Regions from separate parts of the Homo sapiens genome. Here region 1 is linked to region 2. The links are chromatin loops, found by intact Hi-C in ENCODE. Cell type or tissue: OCI-LY7. All regions are shown on one strand.

What was found. A loop is a pair of places that touch in the nucleus more often than their neighbours do. Peaks named below come from ENCODE experiments on the same cell type or tissue, not always from the same donor. Only the 100,000 strongest peaks of a DNase experiment are listed, where the experiment ranks them.
Region 1: it touches region 2 in a loop (11-fold over the local background); 92 of 110 quality-filtered maps call a loop at or near these places.

The regions. Positions count from the first base shown.
Region 1 is chr1:67,148,377-67,150,876 of GRCh38, forward strand. It overlaps a transcript of IL23R not described here. Among named protein-coding and RNA genes, the nearest start is that of C1orf141, 15 kb to the left of the region's middle. In OCI-LY7, CTCF peaks have their summits at 964 (motif pointing left) and 1,167; a DNase peak (open chromatin) is centred at 945; H3K4me3 peaks cover 389 bases; H3K27ac peaks cover 488 bases.
Region 2 is chr1:66,764,088-66,766,587 of GRCh38, forward strand. All of the region lies in intron 2 of DYNLT5 (dynein light chain Tctex-type family member 5), which reads left to right. Among named protein-coding and RNA genes, the nearest start is that of DYNLT5, 13 kb to the left of the region's middle. In OCI-LY7, CTCF peaks have their summits at 1,085 (motif pointing right) and 1,295; a DNase peak (open chromatin) is centred at 1,114; H3K4me3 peaks cover 328 bases; H3K27ac peaks cover 1,295 bases.

The DNA of each region.
Region 1 (2,500 bases), 380 kb after region 2:
GCTCGAATTCCTGGGTTTATATCCCAATCATTGTCCCTCCCGCTATGCGCTCAGGCGATAGATGATTTGACTATTTCTTTACCTCCTGCTTTTAGCCTAATTGGTATTTTAGTGAGCCCTCTTTACTACCTGATGGGTCAGGTGTGAGCTGAGTTACAAGCCTCGTGTTTGAAGGTGGGTGTGGTCACCTTCCACAGCTAGGCTTAGGAATTCTTAGTCGGCCTAGGGAATCCAGCTAGTCCTGTCTCTCACTATCTTCTGAGAATTATTTCTCACATTAACCTTTTGTGGTAGATTAAAAGATTGGCGCTACCCTTCCTGCTTCCCTGTCCCCCACTTTAAACAATAGCTTCACTGTGGGCAGAAGGTATTTCTTTCCCCTTGACTTAGTGTCCAGTCATGTGACTTTCTTTGACCAATGGCTTGGTCAGGCAGTAGCAGCAGTGTTAGAACGGCTCTGAACCTAAACTTCAGAGGCTCTTGTGTTCCCTGTCTAGCTTAGGGGCCCAGGAGGAGTGAGATCTGGGTTCCTAAGACCCACTATTCCACTAGAATGGAGTACAGCCACTCTAGTCATCACTGCCTGGCAGGGCTGCCCTAGCCAACCGTCAGATCCGTGAAAATGAATGATAGTGGTGTTAAACCACTAGTTGGGGCACTTTGTTATAGAACATTGTAGTGATAATAACCTAACTGATATACCTCCCACCCCAGCCCACTCACTCCCAATCATAGGGTTCCCACACAATTTACCAGGTTCTTCTTACACTATCAGATCCTCTTTCCTGTCATCAGTTAGTCCAGAGGCTGAATGGGCCCCTGGGAGCTCTTCTCAGCATTTTGTACTTGGAGGGGGAGCATTGAGCACTCTTTCTTGTGGCAGAAAGTCTGAAGTGTGAGACCTGGGAGTTGTTAGCCTCGTTGGCCACCCCGTGGGGAAAGCAGATTTGCAGTGAGAAAGAAGTCAGGAGGCGGAGAGTGACACCTAGGGGCTTTTTAGAGTTCCTAGCTGCAGTTATTCCACACTTCAGCTTGAACCTCCGTGACCTGTCTCCGCTTCTCCTTGGCTCTTAATCGCATTTTGCTTCTCTTATTCCCCATTTTTTTCTGTTGTAATCTTTCTGAAGAACAGGACAGGGTCTCATTCACGTTTGTATTTCCCGAAGTACTCTATCAAGTGTCTTACATGTTATAGACACTCAATAAATACTTGTGGAATTAAAGTGGTCCCCCTGCCCAAATCCCTGAGTGAGAACTAGATCCTCCTCCTTTGTCTGAACATGTCCATATGTACTCTAAGCTACCTACTTTATACTGGAGGTTCATTTTTCAATCATTTCCCATAATTTGACTAAAATTAAATCCGTAAGTTGAAATTGGATGAATGACCCAGTAAGCTAGTTTTTTAAAGTTCAGAGTATTTGCTGTTGAAAAACCAACAAGTTGAATTTATTATCCTTTAGGTTAAGGTCTATTTTAGTCTCAAGATTCCATAGTTTCATGGTATATACAGTTAACTACTTTTCCAATCATAAATACAAAAATTTTCTGGTAACCCTCTTAAGGAGAGTTAGTCGAAAAATTGCTTTGGCTCTGAGTTGCTCAGCTGAAAAGAAAAAGAAATGCCTAGGTTTATTTTTCCTGATATCTTTACATAGGAATTTTCTGGGCTCAATCCTAGAACTTCTTTCCTTTTCTATCTATAGTCTATATCTAATTTCTTGGTAATCCCATTCATGCTTGTGGCTTTAAATTCCATCTATATGCAGGTGATACTCAAATTTATATATCCAGCTTGGTCTCTCCTCTGAATTCCAGGTTCATATGACCCAACCAATTCAACATCTTATCTAGATAACAGGCATTTCGAACTTTTTTTTTTTTTTTTTTTTTTTACTTTAAGTTCCAGGATAAATGTGCAGGATGTGCAGGTTCATTACATAGGTATACATTTGCCATGGTGGTTTGCTGCAACTATCAACCCGTCATCTAGATTTTAAGCCCTGCATGCATTAGGTATTTGTCCTAATGCTCTCCCTCCCCTTGCTCCCCACCTTCTGACAGGTCCCGGTGTGTGTTGTTCCCCTCCCTGTGTCCATGTGTTCTCATCGCTCAACTCCCACTTATGAGTGAGAACATGTGATGTTTGGTTTTCTGTTCTTGTGTTAGTTAGCTGAAAATGATGGCTTCCAGCTCCATCCATGTCCCTGCAAAGGACATGATCTTATTTTCTTTTATGGCTGCACGTTCTGCACATGTATCCTGGAACTTAAAGTAAAAAAAAAAAAAAAAAAAGGTTTGAAATGCCTGTTATCCAGATAGAGATGTTGAATCAGTTGGGTCATATGAACCTGGAATTCAGAGAAGAGATCAAGCTGGATATAGAAATTTGAGTGTCATCTCCATATAGATGGAATTTAAAGCCACAAAGTATTCCATGGTGTATATGTACCACATTTTCTTTATCCAGTCTATCATTGATGGGTATTTGGGTTGGTTC
Region 2 (2,500 bases):
TGAGGTGGGAGGATCACCTGAGCCTGGGAGTTTGAAGATGCAGTGAGCCAAGATCATACCACTGCACTCCAACCTGGGTGACAAAGCGAGATTCTGTCTCAAAAAAAAACAAAAACAAACAAACAAAAAATCTACTTAGTTATAGTCACAACTTGACTAATTGTTGGCCCAAAAGGCCTAGCTTTCAGCCTATCTCGGCTTTTGACATGCCTTCCTCACCACACTTGGTTATTTCTAGCTTTTGATTTAAAAGTGAGAGATGTGGGACTCTTCCTTTCACTTGAACACTTAGAGACCACTGTAGGATTATTAATTGGCCTAATTTCAATATTGTTGTGTCACAGGAAATAGGAAGACCCAAAGAGAGAGACATGGGAAATGGCTGGTCAGTGGAGAAGTCAGAACACACATAACATTTATCAATTAAGTCAGCTTCTTTATATGGATACAGTTTGTGGCACCCTAAACCAATTACAATAATAACATAAAATAACACTGATCATCGCTCTCCATAACAGATGTAATATGAAAATCTAAAATATTGTGAGCATTAACAAAATGTGACGTAGAGACATGAAGTAAGCACATGCTGTTGGAAAAATAATGCTGACAGATGTGCTCAATGCAAGGTTGCCACAAACCTTCAATTTGTAAACACACATTGTGTGCAAAGCAGAATAAAGTGAGTCACAATAAATGAGATATGCCTGTACATAAAAATCCAGCAAATTTGGAATAAACTAAATAACTGCAAAACTAACTTACCTTACCAGACAAATAACATCATCTACTGCTGGGGACAAGTTGGTATGCTTTGCTCTTGAGCATAACACTCATAAAAATATCCATGGATAGTCTTAGGTGGAAAGTTCCCAAGTAAAGGAGTTTCTATGCATATTTAATCTCATTCTACATCCTGTTTTTTGAGCAGAAGGGCTCTTATTTTTATCTGTGTTACCAGTACTTCCCACTGTGCCTGACATGTTGTGGGCAATAAACATTTGTTGAAAGAATGAAGAAAAATGGAAAGTACAAATGTACAAATTTATACCCTGAAGACCTTGTTTTTCTCTGTGCACTCTGAAATATCACCACTGGGAGGCAGCACATGATTTAATAACAGCTTATCTCCCCTCCGAAGAAGACACACTTAAATGATACTATATTTATAAACATGGTGGTTCCAGGCATTTCATAGTTACAAATAGAAGGAAAAGATGATATTCTGACCTTTAAAGATACTACTTTAATGTCTCTAAGGCCAGTTATGCGTTCAATATTATCTCTTCCTGCAGCTTCAAAACATCTAGGTATAATAATAACTCTGAAAACGTATGGAAATGAGTTCTCAATAATAATTAGATGCTATTGTGGCTGATGAGAATTAACTGAAATTATTGTTACCATCTCTAACTGTCATAATAAAAAGACATGCCTTGTGTTTATCTAGGTAATTCAAAGACTGGTCAGCAAGCAAATTTGCAAGATGTTTTTAAGAAAAAAATGAATTTCATTAAAGAGTAAATATGTTCTAACTTTTTCTTTTCTTTTTCTTTTTTTTTTTTTTTGATGGAGTCTTGCTCTGTTGCCCAGGCTGGAGTGCAGTGGCGTGATCTCGGCTAACTGCAACCTCCGCCTCCCAGGTTCAAGCAATTCTCCGGCCTCAGCCTCTCAAGCAGCTGGGACTACAGGCTCTAACTTCTTAAATAATTTTTTTGTCTTTTTCCTGCAAATAATCAGAATGCATACTATTGGATTAGCATGGTGCATTTCCAGTGTCAGCCAGGTACAAATAAGGAGGATTACTTTTGTTATTCTGGACCAATTTCATGCAGCTACTTCTGTATGCAGGCTGTCTGTCCTCAGCAATAGCACATGTGGTTTCAGATATTCACTGTATTTTTCATTGAATTACAAGTTGTTACTCTTCCATCTGCAATAATATTAGTTAGTTTGTTAAGTGTTCTCACCAGTGGTTTACGCCAGACTTTCTTTTATTACATTACTTTTCATCTACCTTTCTTTCTAAAACTTTATAACTCTCTGGGACACGTTTTGCCAATTGAATTTTTTTCTCCATAAATGCCAGCAAGCTGGTAAAACACATAGACAGCAAGAATATTTTTTATATTTAAAAAATAAAACCGTAGCATTCACTTTACAATGAGATCACGTGTCTAGAAGGGTTGTCATTGTAAACTAGGGAAAGTCTGATGACAGACAACTGAAACCCATCCATGTGTAATATTGTGATATATACCCCAAAAATGTATTGTGCCAGGTATATGGCACTGGTAATTAAAATTATAAATTTACTTTTTGGGTATCTCACATATTTATCTTTAAAGATTTCAAAGGATTTGAGTGAAGCTGTTTATCAATAGAAAATATGCCCAGGTTTTTCTAAACCAGTATTCTGAACTGATATTGGCAATTCCCCAATTTTAAAACATAAAACTGTTTTATTTCTAAAAATTTGCCAAGCTCATATTCTGGTTTA